2 separate regions of the Homo sapiens genome follow, and region 2 is linked to region 1. A link is a contact called in ENCODE Hi-C or POLR2A ChIA-PET data. All regions are on one chromosome and are shown on one strand. Each heading gives the region's core, a stretch centred on a gene start or an enhancer-like site at or near the end of the contact. The rest is flanking DNA. Distances are from core to core; before and after follow the strand shown. Region 1 overlaps ERGIC1 (endoplasmic reticulum-golgi intermediate compartment 1). Region 2 overlaps LOC105377731 (a long non-coding RNA gene).

Region 1 (6,256 bases), core at 2,718-5,217:
CCTGCGGTTTGGATGGGGTTGACACCAGAGAGGGTACAGGGCCTAAGCCTGGCCAACCAGAGCATTTGATTTCCCAGGCCACAAGGATGGCATGAGGCCTGAGCTGGGCCAGTGAGAGCTCTGTCCTATCTAGGACTTGGTTAGAATGACTGAGAAAGAGGCCATTTCTACTGGTAAATTCTACTTGAAGATGAAGCCAGTGTAGCGGAAAGCAGATCCGAAGATAGAGACCTACTCCTGGCAATGTTGGAGGCTGGATCCAGCCATGCCTGAGGCCTTCTACTCCTCAGGCCAGCTCAAGGTCTGGTTCTGGATCTTCGGTAACAGAGTCCTGACTAATACTGACCTAGTTATTGCGGGAAATGAAAGAGCCAAGGCCCTTGATCTTGAACCATCATTACAAGCATGAAGAAGTACAGAAGCATAAGGGCCTCCCAATGCCATATTTATCTTTAGGTCTCAGTTTCCAAATCTGTGAAGTAGGGATAGCCACCCTGTCTCTTCCACCTCAGCTAACTCTGGCTTCTTCAGTACCTCCTGGGCCTCTTGGGTGAAGAAGGGCACCCTGACCCTCCTGTTCTGACCCTAAGGACCTTCTGAATGGGAGGCCAGGAAACAGTAGACATGATAGAAATAATCAGCATAAAGGAAAACTAACATCAGCTTGAATCTGCCCTAGAGAAAACTGGATGTGGTAGAGACCATGGCAAAAAAGAGAGAACAGAGAGGAAGGAAAGGGAAAAATCGGACCCTATCAGCAGCTATAACTGGAAATTAGACCTGGAAAAAAAAATGAGTTCAATCTTTGGTGCAAAATTTACACATTAAAGGATAAACTCTGCTAAGAATAATTTCCATAACAATAAAAAGCTGGAGAAAATCCTAAACATCTAGTGGAACCATATGGAGATTTGCTTCAGGAATTAAATGGATTTCAGGGCATTCCCCTCTGGAAAATACTTTCTAGACAAAACGTCATCGATACTGATGTGTTTCTGACAACATTTCTCAGCATCCTTGGGGTCGAAGCCTCCTGTGCCCAGCCAGAGCCCCTAGCCCTGCAGGCTGCCTCCTGTTTCAGCGAGAACAGGTGAGGGGTGCCAAGGAAAGGGGCCCAGAGCAGGCGCAGGGTGGCTGGCTCAGGGCCCCACCCACTGCCCCAGGCCACTCACCGTGGTGATGAATCTGTACAGCGGCTGCCGTCTCTCTGTGTACTTGACCGTGATGGGGCTGAGGTCGTAGCGGAACCAGATTGCAGGGATGATGCGGCCCGTGTGGCTGTAGGCGACGTATTCCTGGGGTAGAGGATATAAGAATCAGAAGTACAAACTGTGTCTCAGGGGGGGCGGGGACTGGATTGCAGAGGGCCCCCCAGCAACCCTCCAGAAAGGGCTTTCCTCCCTCTCTGCCCCACGAAGCCAGACTCCCCCACTCCCTCTCTCACATCCCTTCCCCTGGAGGCCCTGAACTCTGCCGTGCACAGCTGGGCATTTTTGATACCCTTGGTTGTTTAGAAATTGACCAAGTGAGCTGCAAGCAGCACCAGAATCAGAAAATAAATTAGAAAGCAGAGCTGTAAAAGGAAAAGTGCAATTTTTGGCTATTGCCTCCTTCAACCTCTGGGCCACGCGAAATCCATTCATTTATTCAACAATGGTTTGCTGAACGCCTCCACTGTGGTGGCCCATGGCTGGCTGCTGGGGACCCCGAGGTGAGCAAGTCCTGCCCTTTACCCAGAGGGAGTCGCAGTCTGCAGAAGGAGGAAGACATAAGAATATCCCTAACACTGTGACATCATGCATGTGGGATGGAGGAACATGGAGAGTTGAGGGGAATGAATGAATGACCCATTCTCCCGGGCGGCATCTGGGAGACTGGGGAGGGGACATTCTGAGCCACACATGATGAATAAGCAGGAGTCCCAGTGTGTGTGTGTGTGTGATGGGTGTAAATGCCACGTGGGGAGTGGGCTAGCTTCTTCAGAGGAATAGACTGAACTGCAAAGCCAGAAGGCCCCGCCCTGCCACCAACCTTCCTGAGAATGCACACAGCAGGGACTAAGGATACTACGAGGCTGAGCTAACAGTGCATCCTTGGGCCAGCCCCTCCCTCCCTCAGGGACTTGGCTTCCCCATCTAAACACGGATGGGCCTGGGATGATGATCCCTGGGATCTCTCCAGTTTGGGCACTTCAAGGTGCTAAAGTCTGCAACAACTGGAGGCCAAATTGAACCACTGGGGTACCCCCAACCCCACATGCTGAGCCTGAGGAGCCCAGGCCACTCCGGGGGTAAGTAACACTGAGCCCTGACCTCCCGCTGGGTCGCTGCTGCCTGCTCCCAGGGCAGAGTGCGGCTGCAGCCATAGAGAAGCTAAGCAAGCTGTATTTGGCTGCTGGGCCTTGCCAAAGCATTGGGAAAAGGAGCTTTGTGCAAGGGAAGACCAGCTTTCTCCAGGAGAGCTGCTGGGGCAGGATGACTGTCTGGGTCACAACCCAGAGCTGAGGGACAGAGAAAAAGAGTGAAAAATAGCAGCAGTCAGTATCACTTACCTAAAGGCTTTTTTTTTTTGGTGGGCTAGGCATTTTTGAAAACATTGCCTCATGTGACAGCACTCTTATAAAGTATCATCTCCATTTTATGAATGAGTAAACTGAGGCACACAGTGGCTATGTGACATGTCCGGGGTCAATAGCTAGTGAATGACTGAGCTGGAATTTGAACTGCAGCGTGGTCCTGAGCTTGCATCTGTGCTTTTCCATCTGTTAGCTGCTATGAGCATGTGAGGGTTACAATGAGATGCCCCCTGTGAAACAGTGAATAAAAGAAACAGGGGCTCCCGGGAACATCAATTTAGGGTGAGTCAGAACAGAGGGACTAAGTCATTGGACAGAGAGCAGCTCGCAGGTGGGCAGACTCACAGCCCCTTCCTCAGACCGAGGCGTGAGGTGATCAAGAAGCCAGGCTCTGGAGCCCAAGGAAAACCTGTTCTAATCCCCACTCAGCCACTTTATAGCTCTACAACCACCTCTCAGTGCCTCAATGGTCAAATCAACAAAATGGGCTCAATAACAGTCTCAACATCAGAGCTGTCATGATGATTGAGAAGACGGAAGAAGAGAGCTTAGCATGTCTAGCCCCCAGGAAGTACTCAATGAGTGACAGCTATGCCTCCTACTGTTGTTATAATTAACTGAGCTAAACAGGTATCACTTATAAGGGGTTTGGGCAGCCTTGGAACAGAAGAAAAAGGACAGTCCTGGTGGTAAGTGGGAAAAACCCATCCGCCAGGGTCTAGCAGGGGCATTTCAACCAACAGGTTTCAAGTATTCATGTCCCATTGGTGGGATACCCCCAGGGAAGCCCAAGGCTGTCTTGTCTTGAGACCACTAATTGCTGGGTCATCCCACTCTGCAGACTCTGACCATGCTCTGCTGCCCACTAAGGCCTGGCGTCTTCTCCATGACTTTGAGTGTTGGGGTCCTGGGGACACCCCTGTCAATCAACAGCAAATTAATCAACAGCCATCTTGGTGTGACTCAGTAGCCTCATGAGTTTGGGTAAAGTGCCTGTGCCCTGAGAGCAGGAGTGTCTGTCTGTGTTGAGCACCCAGGGGTCTGTGTCTGAAGGACTCGGACCAGATGCAGGGCTGTTTGAGACCTGCAACCCCAGGACCTTTGTAGGACAGAGACTACCTGCTCTTTGTCAAACGCATCACACCCTATCTCCTGGTTAGATCTGTTCTCCTTGACTCTGAGACTGCCACATGGCAGGGACTGGGCTTTTCAATTTTACCCAGGGACAGCGCCTGGCCCAAGCTAACCCCCAGGAAAGGCCTCCAGAAAGGAATCAGAAGAAAGTGCGTCGGTGCAGCCGCCTGTCATCTCTGCTCTCCGTCAGCAGAGGGCGCCGCCGCACACAGCTCGGCCCAGCCACCGCCCGCGCACCTTGTTGGCCACCGTGTACTGGTAGGAGTACCGCTGCTTGCCACTCTTGTCCTCATAAACCGTGGGCACAATCTTCAGGATGTAGTCGTGGGAGGCCAGGGCTGCGGGAAGGACACAGCAGAATGAAGCAGGGGGACGGGCACTGCCCGCTGACAGCTCTATGTCATTTCAATCCTAAGCCTAAATTCCCTGGGCACGGCAGGGGGCTCATTCCCCAGTTTTACCACCAACCAACTGCTCTTCATCTTCTCCCCTTGGATACCGGGAATTGGGAGACTCTATCCATCAGGATCTTTCCTCCTGCACTGTGCACATCATTAAAATTCTGGAAACAACCCAAATGTCCATCAATAGAGCAACCATGAAAGAGTGAGTGTTGGCCAGGCGTGGTGGCTCACGCCTGTAATCCCAGCACTTTGGGAGGCCGAGGTGGGTGGATCATCTGCAGTCAGGAGTTCGAGACCAGCCTGCCCAAGATGGTGAAACCCCGTCTCTACTAAAAATTCAAAAATTAGCCAGGCGTGGTGGCAGGTGCCTGTAATCCCAGCTACTCAGGAGGCTGAGGCAGGAGAATCGCTTGAACCTGGGAGGCGGAGGTTGCAGTGAGCTAAGGTCATGCCACTGCACTCCAGCCTGGGCGATAGAGCAAGACTCTGTCTCAAAAAAAAAAAAAAAAAAAGTGTGGGTGCTAGGAGCAGCTATTCTCCAACAGGGAAAAGAACCAAGTCATGGGACAGGATACACATGTGTCCATGGATTGGGGGAGGAGGAGACACTCTGTATCCATGTAAATATATAGGAGAATTATCTGGAAAGATGCCCAAGGAACCACGGGCAGCTTTAGCTTCTGGGGAGGAAGGCAGGATTTGAGAAAGATCCCATTTCATTGTACATCCTCTGACATTGTCTGAATAGTTTTACTTTTAAAACAAACTAGGTTTCAGTATTAAAAAGAAAAGAGCCTATCAACCAGAAAAACTGCACCAATGAAGCACTGATGAACTGAGAATGGGGAAAGAAATCAACGGCAGATCAGTTCTTCCTGGATGGGGGAGCTGCTGAAGGCAGGGATGGAGCCTTACTCAACTCTGTGTCCCCAGAGCCCCGTGCAGGGCCTGGTACCAAGTGGACCGTGGCAAATGCTTACTGAATGAATGAACGGATGGAAGGATGATTGGACAGGGGCATGAATGAAAGCACAGATGAATCAGCTGCTGATAAGCGTGAGGTAACTGGAATCCAATGCTGGGCTGATAGAATGCTGGCCCAGAGCTGCCAAATATCACTCAGGAAAGGTATGAACTCTCCTGGGCCTTCTGGGATGCTTACAGGAAGCTCATGGGCCTTCCACAATCTCGGGTCACGGACTACAGAGCTAAAATAACACAGAAATTTAGGCCTGTGGGTTCTAAGCCTGGTCGCAGAGTCGAGTCAGTCCTCTTCTGTAAGAAGGCTGGGAATGCAGACAGCATTCACTGCCCTGACACTCCCTCCCTGCCCCTTCCTGCCAAAGCCATATCTCAGTAAGCAAAGGAAGTGCTTCTTGAATTGTTTTGAGTAGGTTCCTCTGAAAACCCGAGAAAAGTCCTGCAGCCGCAGAGCCCAGTCCATGAAGACTCCAACATCCCTCTGTTCAACCCTGTAATGGTTCTCAGATGTCAGAAGCAGTCGAATCATTTGGAATAAAAAGACACCTGGACCTCTTTCCAGGAGCATCCCGCCAAATGGGTCAAGGGTGGAGCTCAGAATTTGCATTTTTAAAACAAGAGCCCAAGACCACGCTTGATAGTGGTGTCCAAACGCCCATTGCCCTAGGTTAAAAACTTGAAGGAATGAAAAAGTGAATGCCTTATCAAAATCACCCCTGTAATATTTCTTGTTAAAATTTGTACAAGGCCGGATGTGGTGGCTCACGCCTGTAATCCCAGCACTTAGGGAGGCCGAGGTGGGAGGATCACTTGAGGTGAGGAGTTCAAGACCAACCTGGCCAACATGGTGAAACCCCATCTCTACTAAAAATACAAAAATTAGCCAAGCCTGGTGGCACACACCTGTAGTCCCGGCTACTAGGGAGGCTGAGGCAGGAGAATCGCTTGAACCCGGGAGGTGGAGGTTGCAGTGAGCTGCCACTGCACTCCAGCCTGGGCAACAGAGCGAGACTCCATCTCAAAAAAAAAAAAATTGTACAAAACACAGGTGATCACCAAGGACAAAACAAAAAATCACCATAAATTCACCATCCTCAGAAAACTATGGTTCACAGTCTCACATATAAACTGCCAGACATGTTTATACATATATTTGTATTTT
Region 2 (6,256 bases), core at 1,130-3,629, 350 kb before region 1:
TGAGCAGTCCCTGTCCGAATACACCCTTTCCACTTCTCTCTAGCACTCCTGGTTCTTAAAGACTAACTAGGGACTCACGCAGTGACTTACACCTATAATCCCAGCACTTTGGGCAGCCAAATTGGGAGGATCACTTGAGGCCAGGAGTTCAAGATCAGCCTGGGCAGCATAGCAAGATCCCAGTCTCTACCAGAAAAAAAAAAAAAAAGATTCACCTCTTGAAGAAGTCCACTCTAGCCCCTCACTTTGCACTGCTTCAGCCCACAGGCCTGCAGTTGGTACACACATGTATGCAAGCACACACATGCATGCACAACAGTCTTGCAATATTTTATACTCGTTAAAACTCTCCAATTGCTTTATGTACCTACGTCAGGCCTCCCTAACTAATACATAAGCTTCTACAAGATTAGGTGTCTTCTAAATTTCAGAACTTGTAAATGCCATTTACAGAGCATCTACTATGTACCATGTATTTCACCTACATTATTTTGTTAAGTCTTCCCAACAACTTTGCAAAATTTAGGTGTCATTATGTTCAATTTGCAGATGTGGAAACTGAGGCTCAAAGAGGTAAAGTAACTTATCCAAAGTCATAGAGCTCAGCACTCAAGGTGCACAAGTTGACACTTGTATTAGTCTGTTTTCACACTTTAATAAAGACATACCCAAGACCAAATAATTTATAAAGAAAAAGAGGTGTAATGGACTTACAGTTCCACTTGGCTGGGGAGGCCTCACGATCATGGCAGAAGGCAAAAGTCACATCTTATATGGCAGCAGACAAGAGAGAATGAGAGCCAAGTGAAAGGGGAAACCGCTTATAAAATCATCAGATCTCGTGAGACTTATTCACTACCATGAGAACAGTATGGGGGAACCACCCCCATGATTCAGTTATCTCCCACCAGGTCCCTCCTGCAACACGTGGGAATTACAGAAGCTACACAATTCAAGATGAGATTTGGGTGGGGACACAGCCAAACCATATCAACACTCAACAAATAATTTTGAATGACTGAAAGGATGGATGGATGGACAGATGAATGAATGGATGGTTGGATGGATAGTTGAATGATGGGTGGGTGAGTGGATGGATGGATAGATGAAAGGGTGGATGACTGGATGGATGAGGGGATGGATGGATGGATGGATGGATGGACTGATGAATGGATGGATGGTTGGGTGGACTGATGAATGGATGGATGGTTGGGTGGATAGTTGAATGATGGGTGGGTGAGTGGATGGATGCGTAGATGAATGGGTGGATGGTTGGATGGATGAAGGGATGGGTGGATGGATGGATGGATGGACTGATGAATGAATGGATGGTTGGGTGGATAGTTGAATGATGGGTGGGTGAGTGGATGGATGGATAGATGAAAGGGTGGATGATTGGATGGATGAGGGGATGGATGGATGGATGGATGGATGGACTGATGAATGGATGGATGGTTGGGTGGATAGTTGAATGATGGGTGGGTGAGTGGATGGATGGATAGATGAAAGGGTGGATGATTGGATGGATGAGGGGATGGATGGATGGATGGATGGACTGATGAATGGATGGATGGTTGGGTGGATAGTTGAATGATGGGTGGGTGAGTGGATGGATGCGTAGATGAATGGGTGGATGGTTGGATGGATGAAGGGATGGGTGGATGGATGGATGGATGCATGGATGGGTGGACTGATGAATGAATGGATGGATAGATGGATTGATAGGAGGGTGGATGAAAATATGCAAGGGTGGTGGATGAATAGATGGACAGGTGGTTGGATGACAGGGTGGACGGACGGATGAATGGATGGATGGGAGGGTGAACGAATAGATGGATGGTGGATGGATGGATGAACAGACTCAGCATATAAGTGGTGGAGCCAAGTTTATCTGACTCCAACAGGCCTTTCCATGTGAGCATAAGAGAGCTCCTGCTTTTTAGCACCAGAATAGGGACACAGCAGGCACTGTCACATAGTCCCCCAAACACAGGGTAGCAGCTGACCATCCTGGTTTCAACCAGTTTCCACAGCTGCCTGGATGCGGCACGTGCGAGCGGGATTCAGCCACTGGGTGAGCCATGACGGTGAGAACCAAAGATTCTCCTCCTCAGTAACCCCACGAGTGAGTTGATGGGCTGAGGTTCTGGTTTACCGGGACGCGCCCCCAGTGAGCAGGAGGAGCCCCCGCACCAGGCCACACGGGGGCAGCAGCTCGGCGTCTGCAGGCATCCGCGCACAGCCGGCGGGCAGGGCTGGTTCCGGAGGCCGCCGGGTAAGCACGTGGCGCCCGGTCTCACCTTCGCGCTGGCGGCGGGCTGGTTCCTGCAGCGCCGCTGGGGTGGCGGGGGCGTGGCTGAGAGTGCTCTAGGAAACACTGGAGCAACCACACGTCCGCGCCCGCCCATGGGGCACCTTCAAACCAGCCGGGCATGGGCGGCACAACTCTGCGCAGCCCTTAAAAGAATGGGGTTTTGCTGCTGCCAAAGATCCCGGAGCAGCAGCAAATGAGAAAAGCAACGTGCTGGACGCGCCTGGAGTGCCACCCCTTTGTGGATTCTAAATGTGTGCAAGTAACTAGATGCATTACTTGTCTATTGGCCCACGCACAAGAAAATTCTTGAAGGAAACCCAGCAGTTTACTTTTTATTTTCTGCCTTTCTGTGCTGTTTGAATGACTGTTTTGCCGTGGGAATGTATTCTCTCTCTCTCTCTCTCTCTCTCTCTCTCTGTCTCTCTCTCCCCCCCCCCTTCCCCTCTCTCCCTCTCTTATCTCCCTCTCTCCCTCTAGTCTTAATAGGAATTATCTGGAAATTGGGATTGGGAAGATTTTTTGTTTGCTTTTCCTTTCTTACACGTTCTTGGTTTTTTAACCTAATGTTTTTAAAGGAGGAGGGAGACAGTTTAGGGGTTGCTGCTGGCCCTGCCTCCTTAGCCCTGGGGGCAGGAGGGCTGGCTGGCAGCACTTGACTGCTTGGTGACCCTCCCTCTCTAGGGCAGGGAGCAGGTTCGGCCTTAGAGCCTCAGGTCCAGGACGCCCAGAGCCACAGGGGGCCCAGGCCATTTAACTGTCCAGGGCTGCCTTGAGGAACCAGGATGGGTCCATGAGGTACTGCGTGCTTGTAAAGCGCCCTGGCCCGCTGACATAGAGGGCTTCCAGTGGGGCCCGAGAGGCAGAGCTCCGGTGAGAATAGCAGGGCCATGGAGTCACCGAAGCCACAGACTTGACTTGAAGATTTGCCAATTCAACCTGGGCTGGGATCTGCATCGTCCTTGACAGTTTCATCGGGAGATCAGCCTGCTATAGCAAAATGGTCAGGACTTAGAACCCAACAGACTTTATTTGGACCTGGTTCCTGCATCTGACAGCTGGGTGACTTTGGGCAAATAACTTGACCTCGCGAGTCTCAGTTTTCTCATTTGTAAAACAGTAGTTATAAGAGTATTATCATAAAATTTAGCATGGATGTATGTAAACCACCTAGCAAAAAGACTGGCGAATAGCAGTTTTTAATTCTTGGTGGCTCTTTCCATTCTCCCTCTCCCTCTTCTTCCTCTTCTTCTTCTAGTAAGGAAATCGTAAAACTGAATGGAATAAAAACTGAATCGAGAAGCCAGGCGAGGTGGCTCATACCTGTAATCCCAGCATTTTGGGAGGCCAAGGCGGGCAGATCATCTGAGGTCAGGAGTTCGAGACCAGCCTGGCCAAGATGGTGAAATCCTGTCTCTACTACAAAAATACAAAAATTAGCCAGGTGTGATGGCACATGCCTGTAGTCCCAGCTACTTGGGGGGCTGAGGCAGGAGAATTGCTTGAATCCGGAAGGCGGAGGTTGCAGTGAGCCAAGATTGAGCCACTGCACTCCAGCCTGGGTAACAAGAGTGAAACTCCGTAAAAAAAAAAAAAAAAAAAAAAATGAATCGAGAAAGTCAACTATCTGGTGATCGTCATCTAATTGCCCCAGGTCCATCTCTGAACCAGATTAGTGTCTCCTAAAGATCTCAATCCTACACCCAAACTCAAGTGCCCCATCCAAGGCAGAGACCCATCTCCCGACCCTGCAGTTCCTACATGTTCTCACTTGAAGGCAACATTGAGCTTTGGATTTCAACCTACCCAGGGGCGCTCCCCTCTCCTCTCTTCTCCCAGCCTAGACTAACAGAACCAAACTACTCGCGACACTTAAAGAACAATTCTAGAGATAAAGCAAAGGCATGCCACTTCACACAGCTGACAGCAAAGGTAGGAAATTTACTAACCCTCAAAGTGACACTGGCTGAAAATATAAATGGGTCTCAATGGGAGACAAAATAAATCAGGTGCATGGGGGAACTATGTGCATCTTTGCAGACTTAACTATGAATAATTTTTAAGATTACAAGCAGCGGCTTGTAATCTTAAAAATTATTCATAGTTAAGTCTGCAAAGATGCAAAAACCAAACACCGCATATTCTCACTCATAGGTGGGAATTGAACAATGAGATCACTTGGACACAGGAAGGGGAATATCACACTCTGGGGACTGTGGTGGGGTCGGGGGAGGGGGGAGGGATAGCATTGGGAGATATACCTAATGCTAGATGACACCTTAGTGGGTGCAGCGCACCAGCATGGCACATGTATACATATGTAACTAACCTTTACAATGTGCACATGTACCCTAAAACTTAAGAGTATAATTAAAAAAAAAAAAAAAAAGATTATAAGCAACATAAATAACAGTGATGGCTAAATAAACTGATGCATCCACTTGAATGCATATTTACAATTATAATGAAGATTACGCAGTAACTTGGGAAAATTCTACAAATGGAAGGAAGAACACAAAAACATATTCAATATTTTGATTCCAGATATCTAAAAATTCTATGTACTTGTAGGAGAAACAAAAGGAAAACAAATAAAATTGAATTGCTGAGGTCATAGGGCTAGGAGTTGTTTTCTCCTTCTATGTTGATTTCATATTGTTTATTCACTTTTTTTTTTTTTTTTTTTTTGAGAAGGAGTCTCACTCTGTCGCTAGGCTGGAGTGCAGTGGTGCAATCTCGGCTCATTGCAACCTCCGCCTCCCAGGTTCAAGAGATTCTCCTGCCTCAGCCTCCCAAGTAGCTGGGACTACAGGCGCCCGCCACCACACCTGGCTAAATTTTTTTTGTATTTTTAGTAGAGACGGGGTTTCACCATGTTGGCCAGGATGGTCTCGATCTCCTGACCTCGTGATCCACCTGCCTCGGCCTCCCAAAGTGCTGGGATTACAGGCGTGAGCCACCGTGCCGGGCCGTTTACTCACTTTTTAAATATTAGGACTATTCACAGGCAGGGTGTGGTAGAAAACACAGATTCTGTCATTGCACAGTCCTTATGCTTCCAGCTCTCCGAAGTCCCTGGATGTCCAGAGTAGAGGCACTCCTGTGAATGAAGATACAGATGGTCTCCAGAAAGCTCCTCAGAAAATGTGGACTCTTTAAAAACACATTAGAAAAGAAGAATGTATGCATCTCTTAAGTTAGCTCTGTTTCCTATAGAAAAGCAGAATTTCACCAGGAAGGGAAGAGAATGGAAGAAAATGGCAGGAGACACTATCGCGTAATAATAACCGCTTATTTGAACAACTTGGTTTATCTACCTATGACATAATAATAATTCTTTGCCAAGTATTAAGCCTCACCATGTATTAGGTGCCAAGCATTACACTGAGTACTTCACACACATTATCCCATTTAATGCACTCAACAACCTCATGTGGCAGTACGTGGTGCTTTCCACCCTTTTTATCTTTCTGTTTTGGAGACAGAATTTCGCTCTGCTACCCAGGCTGGAGTGCAGGGGCATGATTAGAGTTTACTGCAGCCTCACACTTCTGGGATCAAGTGATCCTCCTGCCTCAGCCTCCCGAGTAGCTGGGACTACAGGTGCATGCCATCACACCTGGCTAATTTTTTAATTTTTAGTAGAGGCAGGGTCTCACTATGTTGCCCAGGCTGCTTTCTACCTTTCATAGATGAAAACTAGAGGTCACAAATGGTCACTGGCCTGACGCTGCATCGCTTGTTAGTGGCCACGCCAGGATTTGGACCCCAGTGTGTCCCTTACTAATGCATATGCTCTTCCCGCACATACACAGCCAGAACTGCCTAGAAGGGCAGGACCTGGGCTTGGCCTTAAACACCAGGCAGAAAACAAAAGCCTTCACTGGAGACCCTCATCTGCATCATAATGGTGACAGTGTGATATCTGACATGTGTGATGCCAGC

Evidence for each region. A loop is a pair of places that touch in the nucleus more often than their neighbours do. ChIA-PET counts read pairs that join two places held with the same protein, here RNA polymerase II (POLR2A). Pooled maps may share reads with other maps.
Region 2: a map of K562 shows a loop between it and region 1 (5-fold over the local background). The contact joins two enhancer-like sites. A Hi-C loop is called at or near these places in 1 of 168 maps with a recorded cell type or tissue (K562) and 3 of 50 pooled maps. POLR2A ChIA-PET finds 5 or more read pairs at or near these places in 1 of 52 experiments (Panc1).

Annotation. Positions count from the first base shown.
Region 1 is chr5:172,930,227-172,936,482 of GRCh38, reverse strand. It overlaps ERGIC1 (endoplasmic reticulum-golgi intermediate compartment 1), which reads right to left. Exons shown (of 10, transcript NM_001031711.3): 8 at 3,947-4,047; 9 at 1,173-1,295. Among named protein-coding and RNA genes, the nearest start is that of MIR10523, 18 kb to the right of the region's middle. RefSeq lists an enhancer at 4,087-4,156 and a silencer at 5,104-5,173. Within about 2 kb of position 3,967, at least 21 of the 41 ENCODE cell types and tissues checked have a DNase peak (open chromatin) inside an H3K27ac peak, as active enhancers do.
Region 2 is chr5:173,279,959-173,286,214 of GRCh38, reverse strand. It overlaps LOC105377731 (a long non-coding RNA gene), which reads right to left. Exons shown (of 4, transcript XR_941237.3): 3 at 5,293-5,411. Among named protein-coding and RNA genes, the nearest start is that of MIR12118, 21 kb to the left of the region's middle. RefSeq lists a silencer at 2,195-2,334. Within about 2 kb of position 2,379, at least 2 of the 41 ENCODE cell types and tissues checked have a DNase peak (open chromatin) inside an H3K27ac peak, as active enhancers do.